Linked DNA regions of Homo sapiens: region 2 is linked to region 1. Evidence: read pairs that join two places in POLR2A ChIA-PET (ENCODE). Cell type or tissue: GM12878. All regions are shown on one strand. Each heading gives the region's core, and the rest is flanking DNA. Links, peaks and the distances in the headings are about the cores only.

Region 1 (8,859 bases), core at 618-8,617:
CAGCATTTTTTTTCTACAAGTGAAAATTCCAATATCACGACTACCATTTTGTAAACTTCATAAATGCACACAGATCTCAGGGGAAGATGAGTGGAACCGTGCACTATTCTATCTTCAGTACCACCACTCCATTTTGACTCTACCAAAAAACCAAATATACTACTAAACACCCACCCAAACAATCAAAATATCAAGACCAGAAAGTGGATAAACAAAGTACCTGACACCACTCTCATTCCTTTACTGAATTCCTTTCACTTATTCTGTCACTAGAGAAGTGGCCCTATTTCAGCTTGGCCCTATTTCAACTTCAGCTTCCATAGATTAATATGATTTTAATAAAAGATGTATTATAAGCCCTATTTACTCTTCTTAAAATTGAAATCAGCCCCCATTCCTTATCCTCCTCCTCTGTTTTTTTGCTTCACAGCATTTGCCACCTTTTAATAAAATAGGTATTTCACTTAATTTGCATATTTTCTCTCTCTCCTTTCTAGCATGTAAACTCTATGAGGACAGGATTTTCAATCTGTTTTGTTCACTGTTGCATCTTCAATGCCTGAAACAATGTTTGGCAGAATGTACGTGTGCAAAGAACACTTGCCAAAAGTCTGAATAAATTAATCAACTCCATTACAATAGAACAATGCTATGAGACATTTCTTTTGCATTGACTTTTATCTGTGCACTGTTTTCGCCATGTTAACGTCCATTTACAAACTTCATATTATGTTCTAAGAATTGGTTTCTCTCTAGGCCATAACTTTCTTGAAGGGGAGCACTGCATATTACTTTTTAATTTTTCCCTTACTGCTCTCATATTTTATTTTTTAGAGATGGAGTTTTGCTCTTGTCACCCAGGCTGGAGTGCAATGGCATGATCTCGGCTCACTGCAACCTCCACCTCCCGGGTTTAAGCAATTCTCCTGCCTCAGCTTCCTGAGTAGCTGGGATTACAGGCACCTGCCAGCATACCCAGCTAATTTTTGTATTTTCAGTAGAGATGGGGTTTCGCCATGTTGGCCAGGCTGGTCTTTAACTCCTGACCTCAGGTGATCCACCTGCCTTGGCCTCCCAAAGTGTTGGGATTACAGGCGTGAGCCACCATGCCTGGTCCCATATTTTAAATACTAATAAATAAAGTTCAGGTAACTTCTCTCTTTACACTCCTGGTCTTGCCCTTCCTTTTGCCTCCCTCATGCCAACAACACTTTGCTGAAGAGAGTCTGGCACTGTTTCAGTGAAGTCATTATCTATACTACTTGGTTATGAGGTGAATGAATAGACTATGGTTTTAAGTTGTTGAAAAGGCAAGCACGTTTTTCAGAAGAAATTCTTTTATGAGTTCCAATGCAATAAAATAGCTCAGTGATTCAACGGGCTGAATTACATTTCATTCACTTAGAGGTAAATTCCACTGAAGAAAACTAAAGAGCACATACTTCCCCCTTTAATTTTGGCTCTCTAGAAATTTCTCATTTAGTGATATTTCTCATACCAAGAACTAGAACCCTCAAAGGTCTCAGGGAAGAGACACAGGCTGTTTGAACTAGGCCGACTACAAAATATATAATATTAACCAAAAAGAAGCCTTCACCAATTGGTGCTGAATTATTAATTACCTCTTCCTAGACTTCTTCGTATGATAACTTGATTATTTCTTCATACCCCAGTTTAGAAAAATTACCATAATTTATGCTTACACTAAGGAAATCCCTAAATATTCTTCAACAACTTTGCATGGTTACAATGTTCTCTTAAAAAAAATGTAATCTGAAATAAGAAGCCACTGATACATATTATCTACACTGCTTTAAGGCTTTTGCTTTTTGAATGTTATATGTGTACAACTTGTATTTCAGTTTGTCCTAATTTGTGATGTTTTTAGCAATTTGTTCAGATAATGTTCCTAAATCTTGATATGAACTAAACTTATGAAAATTGATTGTGCTTATAGGGATGCCAATAATTTCATTAGATATTATAAAATTACAGTTATTCCCTCATTTTCCGTTGCTATGAAAGGCAAATGGCAAAGAGAAACAACACGACACCTGGAGTGAAAAAGATTTATGTTTAAATCCTCTGCTTAAGAGTGTAGTCTTCAGCCTGCTATCTGGAAAAGCAACCATGGTTAAGAACACGGGTTATGATTAAAGTAGAACTGAGTTCAAATCCCAGATCTAATCCTAACTAACCATATGGCAGGTTTCAAATCTAAGGTTCAGTTTCCTCATCTGTACAAAGGACATAATATAATAAATATATCGAGCACAGGATTGTTTATTGTCAGGATTTAATAAGATAGTGTATGTAATGTGTTAAACAAGGTGGCATGCATAGAATAAGCATTCAATAAACTTAACCCGCCGGGTTTGGTGGTTTATGCCTGTAATCCCAACACTTTCGGAGGCTGAGGCGGGAGGATTGTTTGAGGTCAGGAGTTCAAGACCAGCCTGATCAACGTGGTGAAACCCTGTCTCTACTAAAAATACAAAAATTAGCCGGGCATGCATCTGTAATTCTAGCTACTAGGGAGGCTGAAGCAGGAGAATCCCTTTAACCTGGGAGGCGGAGGTTGCAGTGAGCTGAGACTGTGCCACTGCACTCCAGCCTGGGTGACAAAGCAAGACTCTGTCTCAAAAAACAAAAAAATAATAAAAATAAACTTAATCCACTACTACTAACAAATGACATAATTAAATGTGATATTCTATAGAGAACATATATATCAACTGTTAAGTATTTAACTGTTAATTTTTTACTATTTTATGCATGTCAAAAAGTTGGCGGCTGGGCGTGGTGGCTCACGCCTGTAATCTCAGCACTTTAGGAGGCAGAGGTGGGCAGATCACTTGAGGTCAGGAATTCAGACTAGCCTGACCATCATGGTGAAACCCCATCTCTACTAAAAATACAAAAATTAGCAGGGTGTGGTGGCGGGTGCCTGTAATCCCAGCTATTTGGGAGGCTGAGGAAGGAGCATTGCTTGAACCTGGGAGGCAGAGTTTGCATGAGCTGAGATCACGCCACTGCACTCCAGCCTGGGCAACAGCAAACGAGACTCCGTCTCAAAAAAAAAAAAAAAAAAAAAAGTTGGCTCAATTGCCATTCGATTTTCTCCTCTGCTGCTTTGGAGAGGTTAGTCTTCTTCTGTCATAGGATAGAAATCACTTTTCAGATATTTACAAGAGGACACCATGTTTCATAAAATAATAAAGAATGTAGAAAGGATTCTGTGTCATTTTTTCTGGATACTCAGAGTAATTTATTTTCTCTTAAAGCTCGACCACTGCTGGTTTTTGTTTTTTAACTTTTATTTTAGGTTTGGGGCACACATACAAGTTTATTATATAGGTTAACTGGTGTCATGGGGTTTTGGTGTATAGATTATTTTGTCACCCAGGAACTAAGTATAGTACCTGATAGTTGTTTTTTCTGATCCTCTCCCTCCATTTGGAGTTTTCTTATTCTATTCCTATTTACTGCTAACTTTATTTTTTATGTTTTTATTTAATTTTTTTAGAATTTAGATAGGGTCTCACTATGTTGCCCAGGCTAGTGTCGAACTCCTGGGCTCAAGTGATCCTCCTGTCTTGGCCTCCCAAAATACTGGGATTACAGGGGTGAGCCTCCTCACCCAGCTTATAATTTTAATTATTTCAACACTTGGTTTAAATTTTTCTTTTTGACTTATATTCTTCATGATTGTAAATGGATGTGAAACGTTTCATAATTTTTATAAAAATCCATACATGTTTCCCTCAAGTTCTTGAGTCTAAAATTAACATAGATCTGTCCTTACTTTTATTTAGTGGACCTTAATGTTCACTGAAGAAATATTATTGATACTTAGAGTAACTAAGCCACAATGGTAGGTTCCATAGTTAAAAGATAATTTTATATATTGTACTTTGGACTTAAACTAATCATTCAATTGTAAAGTAGTAACATCAAACTTTTGCTCTCAGAGTTTGTTCTGCTTCATCAGTACATTCAAATAGAATGCTCCATAATGAAGAAAATAGTCTATCACTTCATTTGCACTATCCAATAATGGTAGCCATTAACAACATGTGGCTAGTAAGCACTTGAAATGTGGCTAGTGCAACAGAAGAACGGAATTTTTAAGTGTTTAATTTTAATTAATTTTCATTTAAATAGCTCTTTGGCTAGAAACTACAATGTTGGACAACACAGTTCTAGATAGTTCAAAAAACATCAGTAATTATGTGGAAATAGAATAATAATGATTCTCATTACTAAACTATACAGGTTATATCATTGCCTCAGGAATTGCTGACACATCTCTTGACCAATTGTGCAAGAAGCAATGAGGTTTTGAGCACGGTTTTTTACCACTTTATGAATCAACCTTCCCGCCTCCTCTTCCCCCCCCCATCTCTGGAGTCCTCATAGTTTTCTCTTTAAAATCATTTGTAAAACAGAAAGCAAAGCTCTCAGATCTAACCAGTAGTCTAACTCTGACCTTAGGCTCCCACGGGAATTCAATTATTTTTGTTGGCCTAACCTCTAAGGGATGATGGATTTGCTATCTCTGTGTCCTCCTTCTTCCCTGACTCCCCCTCCCACCCTCACATCTTCTCCTCTAACTAGTCACATTTAGTTAGTTTCTTGACCTGCTGCCTTTGTTTTAAACAGGAATGAAAGAGAACCATAACTGGAAACAGAAACTGTTGCATTCAGTTATTAGGTCGCAATGGGAAAAATGAGGCTGTGTATGTATAAGTGTTTTTGCAGGGTTTAGGATAGCAGCTGCAGCTACCCCTTCTTTCCTTCCACTGCTAGACAAATTTCCAAGCACTTGATACTAGAGTTCTACCACTAGCTAGCCAGCTAGAGGTCTCGGTATCCTCTATGAACTGTTAATGAAGTTCCGGAAGTTCTTTCCTTAAAAAACAAAAGTTCTGAATGCTGACTCTCTAACCACGGAAATGGTATCTTATTACTAAAACACTAAAAATGTTAAGCTGCATACTGCTCCAATGAGTAGTCTGTAGACTTGTTACCATCTGTACTGGCCATAGCGAAAAAGGGTTTGACACTACATGATAGTTACTGGTACTTGTTCCCAATAGCTGCTTAAAATAAGCTGTTGGCAAGTTTGACTACTTTTTTTTTTTTTTTACATTTAAAAAATAACAACATTAAACAGTTATATCTGTAAATGTAAGAAGGTTAAGGCATTCTAAGTCACAGGATGGGATAGGAGGTAGGCACAAGATACAGGTCATAAAGACCTTGCTGATAAAACAGGTTGCAGTAAAGAAGCCGGCCAAAACCCACCAAAACCAAGATGGCAATGAGAATGACCTCTGGTCGTCCTCACTGCTATACTCCCACCAATGCCATGACAGTTTACAGATGCCACGGCAACATCAGGAAGTTACCCTATATGGTCTAAAAAGGGGAAGCATGAATAATAGACCCTTTGTTTAGCATATCATCAAGAAATAACCATAAAACTGGGCAACCAGCAACCCCCCGGGGCTGCTCTGTCTGTGGAGTAGCCATTCTTTTATGCCTTTACTTTCTTAATAAACTTGCTTTCACTTAAAAAAAAAATTAAACATTTACATTTGTATAAAGTACTTTCACATACCTAACCAAATTCAATTATTTTAACAACCCAGTAAGGCAGGAAAATCAGTTATTATTATTCTGATTTTTATGAGTGTCATCTGACTCCTAGGATAGCAGCATGTTTCCCAGTATACCAGTACTTCTACCTGGCAAGGGTGCTGCCCAAAAATGGTCTTGGGAGAATGTAGACGGTGTAGAAAAGTCTGTAATTTGGCCGGGCGCGGTGGCTCACACCTGTAATGGCAGCATTTTGGGAGGCCGAGGCAGGTGGATTACCTGAGGTCAGGAGTTTGAGACCAGCCTGACTAACATGGTAAAACCCTGTCTCTACTAAAAATACAAAAATTAGCCAGGCGTGGTGGCACATGCCTGTAATCCCAGCTACTTGGGAGGCTGAGGCAGGAGACTCGTTTGAACCCAGGAGGCGGAGGTTGCAGTGACCTGAGATCGCACCACTGCACTCCAGCCTGGGGAACAGCAGCGAAACTCTGTCTCCAAAAAAAAAAAAAAAAAAAAAAAAAAAAGCCTGTATGGTTGTAATTAATTGAGCACTCAAATTTAGTTCTTAAAACATTTTCTTTCCCCTCTTTGAATTATATTATTTTAAATGTCACTGGGCACGGTGGCTCACGCCTGTAATCCCAGCACTTTGGGAGGCCAAGGAGGGCGGGTCACCTGAGGTCAGGAGTTCGAGACCAGCCTGGCCAACGTGGCGAAACCCCATCTCTACTACAAATACAAAAATAAGCTGGGCGTGGTGCTGCATGTCTGTAATCCCAGCTACTTGGGAGGCTGAGGCAGGAAGAATTGCTTGAACCCAGAGGTAGAGGTTGCAATGAGCCGAGCTCGGGCCACTGCATTGCAGCCTGGGCAACAGAGTGAGACTGTCTCCAAAAAAAAAAAAAAAAAAAGCCAACCTTCTAGGGTAGATTTTGTAAAAACCAAATTATGGACATCCTAAGTTCTCAGATGTACAAATGAGTTACAGCTCTAAGTTGCATCTCTTCAATTTTATTTCTTGAAACAACTGCCCTCCTCCCTGCAAATCTACCCTCCCTTCTTGGCTCAAATGGTGGTTTTCTTTCCTTTTTTTTTTTGAGATGAAGTCTTGCTCTTATCCCCCAGGCTGGAGTGCAATGGCACGATCTTGGCTCACTGCAACCTCCGCCTTCCGGGTTCAAGAGATTCTCCTGCCTCACCCTCCCGAGTAGCTGGGATTACAGGCGCCTGCCACCACGCCTGGCTAATTTTTGTATTTTTAGTAGAGATGGGGTTTCACCATGTTGGCCAGGCTGGTCTCAAACTCCTGACCTCAGGTGATCTGCCCGCCTCAGCCTCCCAAAGTGCTGAGATTACAGGCCTGAGTCATCAGGCCCCGCCACATGGTGGTTTTCTTTATCTTCCTCCTGGCTATGTGCTGGGTAGCAGATTATCCACAATTATTATTGTAGCTCAAAAACCTGAGTTTTCCTGTTTCTCTTCTTTTACCATTTTCTTATTCTTTCCCCCCATAGGCAACTCCCTCCCTTCTCATAATTAGCTTAAGACCTTAATGTTGGCTGGGTGTGGTGGCTCACACCTGTAATCACAGCATTTTGGGAGGCTGAGGCAGGCAGATCGCTTGAGCCCAGGAGTTTGAGGCCACAAGATCAGCCTGAATAACATGGCAAAACCCAATTTCTACAATAAAATATAAAAATTAGCTGGGCATAGTGGCGTGCACCTGTGGTCCCTGCTACTTGGAAGGCTGAGGTGGGAGGATTCCTTGAGTCAGGGAGATGGAGGTTGCAGTGAGCCGTGATCGTGCCACTGCACTCAACCTCTACAACAGAGTGAGATTACAGAGTGAGACTGTGTCTCATAAATAAATGAACAAATAAATAAGACAGACCTTAATGTTTTCTAACAAGGTGGTTTTGATATTTGGTGAGCTATGTATAGACTCTTCTGAAATGTGAAATATGTATGTCTTCAAACATATAAACAAGGTAAGTTCTTCACACACTATGAAGCTTCATAAAAGGTTCCATTTAAATTTGTATCTTGGCAAAATTATTGAACTTGGGGAGTATCCCTAAACTGTTAAATCAGCAATATTACATCTGTTCCAAACTGGTATCTCATTTTTCTTGGAGTTCACAGAAAACAAAAAATAAGGCAACATAAAAATTATCCAGAGTTTTGCTTGGACAGATTTCTATTATCTGCCCATTTAATATATAATATCTATTTGATATAATTTATTAAATGTTTATAATCATCCTTCTATTATATAAATAGGTTTACCACATCTGCTTGGTGATGTTGGTAGCTTTTTTCTTCTGTTATAAGGGAGAATATGGAGGAAGGATTTAAAGTACAGGAGGTCAAATGGAGTCAAGAATGTGTAAACCGTGTAGTGTAGATAGCCTTAATATATTCTGGACTTAGAGTTTTAGGGCAGTGGGAAAACTAATCACATTCATAAGACATTTTGCAACTACATTATTCCCCCACAAATAATAGTTATTTTAATCTATATCCACAAATAATAGTTACTGGCTATATCTACAAAGTTTGTGTAGATATCTACAGATTCTATGACCCTACAGTGTTTCATAGGTATTCATGTAGCACTTTTAAAGTACAATTAATGAACTGTGTCCAGCAAAGGTTTATACTGGCCTTTCCTTCAAAATTAATGAAATAAAACTGTACATTGTTGTCTCAGTAAAAATAAAGGCACAAAGAATTCACAAATAGGGGCCGGGCATGGTGGCTCATGCCTGTAATCCCACCACCTTGGGAGACCGAGGCAGGTGGATCACCTGAGGTCAGGAGTTCGAGACCAGCCTAACAAACATGGTGAAACCCTGTCTTTACTAAAAATACAAAAATTAGCTGGGTGTGGTAGTGGGCACCTGTAATCCCAGCTACTTGGGAGGCTGAGGCAGGAGAATCGCTTGAACTTGGGAGGCAGAGGTTGCAGTAAGCCAAGGTTGTGCCATTGCACTCCAGCCTGGGTGACAGAGAGAGACTCTGTCTCAGAAAAAAAGAAAAAAAAGAAAGAGCTCACAAATAAGTTTGTTATAAGGATTTTCACCATGAGATAGGGAAAACTCTTATTAGCCTGAAACATGGCCTTTGGCCCTTCCTCATAGGAATCCCAAGAGACAAAGAATAAGTCTCATTTAGAGTTGAATAATTTTTTTTTTTTAAAAACAGCATTAGATCTATGTAAAGATAGTATTTAAAAACCAAACAAAACTAAGAAAT
Region 2 (8,859 bases), core at 569-8,568, 57 kb before region 1:
TTTCCGAGAAAACAACAAATGGCGGATGACGCCGGTGCAGCGGGGGGGCACGGAGGCCCTGGTGGCCCTGGGATGGGGAACCGCGGTGGCTTCCGCGGAGGTTTCGGCAGTGGCATCCGGGGCCGGGGTCGCGGCCGTGGACGGGGCCGGGGCCGAGGCCGCGGAGCTCGCGGAGGCAAGGCCGAGGATAAGGAGTGGATGCCCGTCACCAAGTTGGGCCGCTTGGTCAAGGACATGAAGATCAAGTCCCTGGAGGAGATCTATCTCTTCTCCCTGCCCATTAAGGAATCAGAGATCATTGATTTCTTCCTGGGGGCCTCTCTCAAGGATGAGGTTTTGAAGATTATGCCAGTGCAGAAGCAGACCCGTGCCAGCCAGCGCACCAGGTTCAAGGCGTTTGTTGCTATCGGGGACTACAATGGCCACGTCGGTCTGGGTGTTAAGTGCTCCAAGGAGGTGGCCACCGCCATCCGTGGGGCCATCATCCTGGCCAAGCTCTCCATTGTCCCCGTGCGCAGAGGCTACTGGGGGAACAAGATCGGCAAGCCCCACACTGTCCCTTGCAAGGTGACAGGCCGCTGCGGCTCTGTGCTGGTGCGCCTCATCCCTGCACCCAGGGGCACTGGCATCGTCTCCGCACCTGTGCCTAAGAAGCTGCTCATGATGGCTGGTATCGATGACTGCTACACCTCAGCCCGGGGCTGCACTGCCACCCTGGGCAACTTCGCCAAGGCCACCTTTGATGCCATTTCTAAGACCTACAGCTACCTGACCCCCGACCTCTGGAAGGAGACTGTATTTACCAAGTCTCCCTATCAGGAATTCACTGACCACCTCGTTAAGACCCACACCAGAGTCTCCGTGCAGCGGACTCAGGATCCAGCTGTGGCTACAACATAGGGTTTTTATACAAGAAAAATAAAGTGAATTAAGCGTGAAAAAAAAATTATAAAAGAATTTATACCAGAATATATATCAGTGATAATCCCTGGAGCAGTGCTATCTGATAGAACTTTCTTTGATGATGGGACAGTTCTATTTCTAGATTGTCCAAAAGAGTAACATGTGAAATGTGGCTAGTGTGACTGAGAAAATAAATTTTAAATTTTAATAGTTAACGTGCCTACTTGCTATTGTATTGAACAGTACAGCAGAAAGTAAGATTAATCCTAAGGGGGACTTTGGTTTTCAGGATTACTTATATTTTATAATAAGACTGTATTACATATATACATGCCTACATTTATGTATGTATATATGTGTATTTTTTATCTATAGAGGTTGCCTTGTCTCATAATTATGTCTACTTGTCTTCTCCATACTCCAAATGTAACAGTTCATTGAAAGTACATATGAAAACCATTAATAATTCAAGTAATAGTCTTTTCCTCTCAACTTACTCAAGATATACATATATATATATACACACACACACACATACATACGTACATACTTTTTTCTTTTTTTAAGACAGGATCTTGCTCTGTCATCCAGGCTGGAGTGCAGTGGTACAATCTCAGCTCACTGCAACCTCTGCCTCCCAGGCTCAAGTGATCTTCCCACCACAGCCTCTTGAGTAGCTGGGATTACAGGCGGCCACCACCACGCCTGGCTAATTTTTATATATGTAGTAGAGACAGGGTTTCACCATATTGGCCAGGCTGGTCTCGAACTCCTGGCCTCAAGTAATCCGCCCGCATCAGCCTCCCAAAGTACTGGAATTATAGGCGTGAGCTACTGCTCCCAGCCTCAACTTATTTAAAATATTTAAAACTATTAGTTTTCTTAAAATTTTCATAAAAATAAATACAAGACATTAAAAGATTACCTCTGCATCAGTGCCATACCCCTAATGTAAGTAAGCTATTTTGCTTCTGTCACATTATTATCATTGTGGACCAATAAAGCTATCGCAGTGGTTCTGAAGTAAAAGATTGGAATTCATTCACTGATAAAGTCAGGTTAACAATTTTAGAGAAAAATTCATAATCATTTTCTTAAATACAACTAATTTAAAATGAACCTCTTCAGATACAATGGTTTCTTTATGATTTTTAAAAACGGTTAATTCAAACAATAAACAATAATGTAGTATGTACAAATAATTTGACCACAGATTCTTATGGAATGTCAAAATGAAAAAAAAAAAAACCCACAATAACGTACTACAGGAGTTTTTTTTAAAAAAGCATTAAGGTAAAAGTACCTATTATATATTAATGAGTTATCCACTAGACATAATTTTCCAGTCTGCAGAACTCCACAAAAGCATATTTTAGATATTTTATTGATTTAGAAAGTACAGAATGACTTTTGTTAAAAACAAAAATCTCTAACACTGTTCTGGCTTTTAAACTTTAACACTAAACTGTGCTTATATGGCAATCATAAATAAAAGCTGATGTAAATTCAGTATTACAATAAAGGTTAAAGGGACTATATCTGAAAAGTAGATATTTGAGGCATCAATATATATAGTGCAGCTTAAGGAGCCTGAGAAAGATTTAGGAAATATTCAGGCAATGAGAAATTTTAACTTCTTGTGAGGTTTTAAAAAATAATTAACCATTACTAAAAAATAGAAAAGCCCACAGAAATAAAATCAGATAGTATTATTATTTAATTGCTTATTAAGGTTATTTATAATTAATGCTATATTTGGACCTAAAAACATGAAAAATAACCACCCTAAAATAAAAATATATTTCTTACATTTATAGGATAATCACTGATTAGAACTTAATGCTTCCACTCACTTACACATCCTAATGTATAGGCAGAGACTTGAAATTTGAAAAACATTTCCATGTTGATTATTCTATAGATGTGAACTTTTTAGTGCAAATGTTAATTTTGCTATAGATGTGAATTTTTATACTGGCTAAAAGTCAAAACATGCTAGATAGAAACTTAAAAAAAAATCAATGTTTTAGTACAGAAAAAGGAGAGTATCAATGGGGTCTCAGCTTTCTAGTGCATACAGTACTATGAATGACTACAGCCTCTATCATTTCAAGTTTTATTCTTGAAACTTACATTCATGCTTAATACTTCCAATAGTCTCAATGGTCTCAGTAACTATTACCAAGATCATTGATTCAAGAAATACTTATTAAGAACTTACTATTATGTGTTTATATTTTTAAACATTTTACAGCTATACCTTTTGCTATTTTATAGACAAATATAAAAAATTATGTTAATTTAGGAGGCAGGCCAGGCATGGTGGCTCACTCCTGTAATCCCAGCACTTTGGGAGGCCAACGTGGGTGGATCACCTGAGGTCAGGAGTTTGAGACCAGTCTGGCCAACATGGTGAAAGCCTGTCTCTACTAAAAATATGAAAATTAGCAGGGCGTGGTGGCACACGTCTGTAATCCCAGCTACTTGGGAGGCTGAGGCAGAAGAACTGCTTGTACCCAGGAGGCGGAGGTTGCAGTCAGCCAAGATTGCACCACTGCACTACAGCCTAGGTGACAGAGTGAGATTTTGTCTAAAAAAAAAAAAAAAAAAATAGGAGGCTGAGGCAGGAGGATCACTTGAGCCCAGGAGTTTGGAACCAGCCTGGGCAACATAGCAAAACCCTGTATCTACAAAAAAATTAAAACCAAAATTAGCTGGGTGTGGTGGCACATGCTTGTAGTCGTAGCTACCTACTCAGGAGGCAGAGGCAGTAGGATTGCTTGAGTCCAAGGGTTCAAGGTTACAGTGAGCTATGATCACACCACTGTACTCCAGCTTGGGTGACAGAGTGAGAGACCCTGTCTCTAAATAAATGAATAAATAAAAATTTTAAAAGTGAAAAAGCTTTCTTTTTGCCCTATTTTTTGAACCCCAACTAAAAGGTAATTATATCCAGAAAGATAGAATTAAACTATTTGCTTTAGGTGGGTTATGGATAATATACTGAGTTCAACAAAGGTGATCTAGAAACCTACAAACTTTAGAGTTGTGTTTAGGTGAATACAAAAATGAACATGCGCAGTCCTTTTTTTGTTTGTTTTCCTTTAGTACAGTTTCTTACTACCTCATTTGTTAATGCTGCTAATTTATTCTTTATTTTTTTAATTTTTTTTTTAGAGATGGGTTCCCACTATGTTGCCCAGGCTGGTCTCGAACTCCTGGGCTAAAGTGATTCTCCCACCTCGGCCTCCCAAAGTGCTGGGATTACATGTGTGAGCCACCACGCCCAACCAATGATGCAAATTTCAAAATTACTTACGTAAATCCAAACACACAGAAATACTTCATCAAGTTAATAATTTCTGTTTTCTCTGAACATAACATATACTCTCAGCTGATTGATTTTACAAGAGCTGTTCCAGCTTACAATTCACACTAAGTTTATTCCCTGGCAGCATTCAGTGTAAAAAGCTGTGACCTACAGAGGCTAACAGAATTATAGTGTTTAGGTATAAAAATACTAGCTGCCAGACTCTGGTCTTTATGGCTTGCCAGCATGACTATGACTTATGAAAAGTACTAATTAGCAGTACCAAGTTCTCAGAGTTCTTCATCATTCATTCATTCAACAAATACTTATTAGCTGCCCACAATTTATCAGGAATTGGGCTAAGTGCTAGGGATAAGATAGTGAGTTAATATGCCCAGTACCTATCTCTCCTCTAGGAGGATAGACAATAACAAAAATAAAACAATAAAAGACAAAATGTAAAACTGCAATTCTGATATGTGCCACAAAGAAGGGTATTTGTTACTTTGAGAACCAACAACGGTGGATGTGACTTAGGGAGGTCAGGAAAGCCTTCCCTGAAGAAATGAGGTTTAGGCTGAGAGCTAAATGATGAACAGGAGTTAAGAAGGTGAAAATAGAAGGGAGAAATATTCGAGAGAGAACAGTTTACGCAAGATTCCAGGAAGGATGATCAGAAGAAAGGAATCAGAGCTACAGCAATGAGAATGAGAGAGAAGATAGCTCAAGTAGAGATAGGGACCATGAAGGACCTTGTGGGCTGGCTATAGTAGGGATTTTGATCTTGGCCTAAGAACGAGGGAGAGCCCCTAAAGGCTTTATAGGGAAAGGGGATGGGATGAGATTTACATTTCTTTTTTCAAGCTCATCGAGGTATGCACAACAGACTGAAGAGACCAAAGCAGGCAATCATAGTTGTCCAAATAAGAGATAGCAGAGTCTTCCTGGTAATAATGGTACAAGTAACAAAAGGAAAAATCTATTAGCACGGAGTAAGAAGCAACTTATATAAATACTACTTTGGCCAACAGGAAAATCCATTTTTAAGGTACTGCCCATGTGACCACTACAGATAAAAGGTTAAAGCTTTTCGTAAGTTCTATAGTACAGTGTCAGTTAATTCCCTTTTAATCTGTTTTTTAGTGCTTTATGGGTGTACATAGGCCTGTACTTTTCACATTTATATACAGGCCCTATAGAGTTAATGATTACGTTTATCAATGCCACTCTGCTACCTGTATCATTTCTCTAGTCTATCATCAGCAACAAATAATATATATTTAGTGCCTACTGTAAATGAGATCGTGCCAGCCTTTAGAGTTGTAAACAAATATTAGAAATAGTCCTCACCTTCAAAAACGCACACACTCTAGCTAAATAGACAGGGCTTAGCCCAAAAAGCAAATAAACCACTAGGTCTTCTGCAGCCTAGTACAACGTAGGTCTCATTTTGCCACTATTATAAATGGCTTTTAGTAAGTTTCAAAGCATGCTTGGTTTATTGTAGTCATTCTGAAACATTAGCACTTTAAGAAGGGTTTGGCTGCTTTTTTTTTTTTTTGAGACAGAGTCTCACTCTGTCCCCCAGGCTGGAGTGCAGTGGCACAATCTCAGCTCACTGCAAGCTCCACCTCCCGGGTTCATGCCATTCTCCTGCCTCAGCCTCCCCAGTAGCTGGGACTACAGGCGCCCGCCACCATGCCTGGCTAATTTTTTGTATTTTTAGTAGAGATGGGGTTTCACCATGTTAGCCAGGATGGTCTCGATCTCCTGACCTCGTGATCCACCCGCCTCGGCCTCCCAAGTGCTGGGACTACAGGCATGAGCCACTGCACCCGGCCTTGGCTGCTTTTTAAATGAGAAGAGTCAAATAGAGACTGACTCTTGCCAGGAGAGATTCTGAGAAGATGAATTAGATTTAAAATAATAGAAGAAAAGAAAGCAAAGATGACAGAAGAATACATCTGTAAGCAAAACAAACAGGTCACAAATGAATATATACAGATGTTTCCATTTTTAAAAAGTTCAAAACTAAGCAAAACCAATTTACATTTTTAGGAGTACAGATTAAGTGGGTTATAACTATAAAGAAAAGTAAGAAAATAATCACCATAAAAATCAGAATGGTGGATACTCTTAAGGGGACGGAGAGGGTTCTGACTGAGGGAGACATAAAGAGGGGCTTTTGGGATGCTGGCAGTATTGTATTTCTTGATCTGGGTGGTGTTTTTACACAGAGATTTACCTTTTAATTCTTTCTGAAGTTCTATATTAAAATAGATATGTATATTGTATATACTTCTTTATGTATACTTATAATAAAAACGCTTTGTTAACAAGAGGACCTGAGACTAAAGAAGACAGAACTTTGGGCCTTAAATGATATTCTGACTACACACTAACAAGGGAGTGTTAACTAAGAAATTAGCACCCTTTTTTCTTTTCTTTTTTTTTTTTTTGAGACAGAGTCTCACTCTGTCCCCCAGGCTGGAGTGCAGTGGCACAATCTTGGCTCACTGCAAGCTCTGCCTCCCGAGTTCACGCCATTCTCCTGCCTCAGCCTCCCGAGTAGCTAAGTAGCTAAGTACAGGCGTCCACCACCATGTCCGGCTAAGTTTTTCTATTTTTCAGTAGAGACGGGGTTTCTCCGTGTTAGCCAGGATAGTCTCGAACTCTTGACCTCGTGATCCGCCTGCCTCAGCCTCCTAAAGTGCTGGGATTACAGGCGTGAGCCACTGCGCCCAGCCGAAATTAGCACCCTTTTCAGCCAGAAAAATCTTTTATTGTATTTAATGACAAAATATACTTCAGTGGGAGCCAAGTTATTGATGGTAGTGAGGGAAGCAGAAGTAATGGTAGGGCTGAGCATAGACGCAGTGGTTGAGAAACAGTTTAGAGAAAATCCAGGCTGAAGATTTGGCTAGAAGCAAAAGGACAAAGTAAAGATGCAATTCATAAAATAATCTCATTTGGAAGGACAACTAAAGATAAGCCCTATCCAGATGGCAGAACATAAAGGACCACTTAAAATGGAAGAGTCAGTAATGTTTGATTACAAAGAAATTATTTGATTACAAGTTTGGAGAAGTAGGTAATAATTAGTACTTAATTTATTATTTGCTTTAATGGACTATTATGCTTAAGGAAGTATTTGTTAAATTAAATAACTATATTTTGGCCTGGCACGGTGGCTCACGCCTGTAATCCCAGCACTTTGGGGAGGCCGAGACGGGTAGATCACCTGAAGTCAGGAGTTTAAGACCAGCCTGGCCAACACAGTAAAACCCCATCTCTACAAAAATACAAAAATTAGCCTGGCATGATGGCAGGTGTCTGTAATCCCAGCTACTCAGGAGGCTGAGGCGGGAGAATTGCTTGAACCCGGGAGGTGGAGGTTGTAGTGAGCCGAGATTGTGCCACTGCACTCCAGCCTGGGCGACAGAGCAAGACTGTCTTAAAACAAACAAACAAACAAACAAAAAAAAAAAAACAGGGCCCGGTGCAGTGGCTCACGCCTGTAATCCCACCACTTTGGGAGGCCGAGGTGGTCAGATCACGAGGTCAGTTCAAGACCAGCCTGGCCAACATGGTGAAACCCGGTCTCTACTAAAAATACAAAAATTAGCTGAGCGTGGTGGCACATGCCTGTAATCCCAGCTATGTGGAAGGCTGACGCAGGAGAATTGCTTGAACTGGGATCCAGGAGGCGGAGGTTGCAGTGAGCCAAGATCGTGCCACTGTACTCCAGCCTGGGCTACAGAGCGAGGCTCTGTCTCAAAAAACAAACAAAAGAACAAACAAACTGTATTTTATGTAATGAATTTCAGGTGAATAAGCTGTGTTAAAATTTTGGCTATTTGTTTTTCTCATCAGGAGATAGTCACATTCTTGGAACTAAAACTGATTCTAGGGGTACAGCCTTGTACCCCTTAAACGAAAATACTGACTTGACATGATTGCCACTAAAAATCACTGTCAGTCCCTTTCTCTGAATAGTTGTCTGTTCATCTGTTTATCTGTCTATCCACCATCCATCCATCCATCCATCCATCCATCCACCCATCCATTATTTATCAAATTCCTACTACTGTCAGGCATATACTAGTTCTTGAGTCTGTAACGATGAACAAGATAGACATAAACCCTGTCCTCATGACACTTGTTATTTAGGGAAAAAGACATATATAAAGCAAAAAATCGTATACGTAATTGTTTTATTACAACTGTGATAAATGCAACAAAATATAAGAACAAGATGTTATGAAATCATAAAGTATTGATTTAGGGGTGGAGTCTTGAACAGTAAAGGGTATCTTGCAAAAGTAATACTTAAGGTAAAACTTGTAGGATGAACGGACAGGCATGGGGATGTAATGTGCAGAGTTTTCTAGGTGGGGTAATAGCACATATAAGGCTCTGAGGCAGGAAAGAGCTTAGCATACAGTGGAAATGCACAAAGCTCAACTTCAAGCTCTTAACTTTTTTTTTTTATTTTTTGAGACGGAGTCTCACTCTGTTGCCCAGGCCAGAGTGCAGTGGCACAATCTTGGCTCACTGCAAGCTCCACCTCCCTGGTTCATGCCATTCTCCTGCCTCAGCCTCCCGAGCAGCTGGGACTACAGGTGCCTGCCACCACGCCTGGCTAA

What was found. Peaks named below come from ENCODE experiments on the same cell type or tissue, not always from the same donor. Only the 100,000 strongest peaks of a DNase experiment are listed, where the experiment ranks them.
Region 2: POLR2A ChIA-PET joins it to region 1 with 14 read pairs; 7 of 35 experiments call an interaction of 5 or more read pairs at or near these places.

Annotation. Positions count from the first base shown.
Region 1 is chr12:118,302,832-118,311,690 of GRCh38, forward strand. The region is part of intron 1 of TAOK3 (TAO kinase 3); the gene reads right to left. Among named protein-coding and RNA genes, the nearest start is that of TAOK3, 66 kb to the right of the region's middle. RefSeq lists an enhancer at 5,368-5,467. In GM12878, for the core only: no CTCF peak of the experiment used is centred there; DNase peaks (open chromatin) are centred at 4,410, 4,996 and 5,380; H3K4me3 peaks cover 1,121 bases; H3K27ac peaks cover 2,660 bases.
Region 2 is chr12:118,246,066-118,254,924 of GRCh38, forward strand. The region is part of intron 3 of TAOK3 (TAO kinase 3); the gene reads right to left. It also overlaps the pseudogene RPS2P5. Among named protein-coding and RNA genes, the nearest start is that of PEBP1, 110 kb to the left of the region's middle. In GM12878, for the core only: no CTCF peak of the experiment used is centred there; no DNase peak of the experiment used is centred there.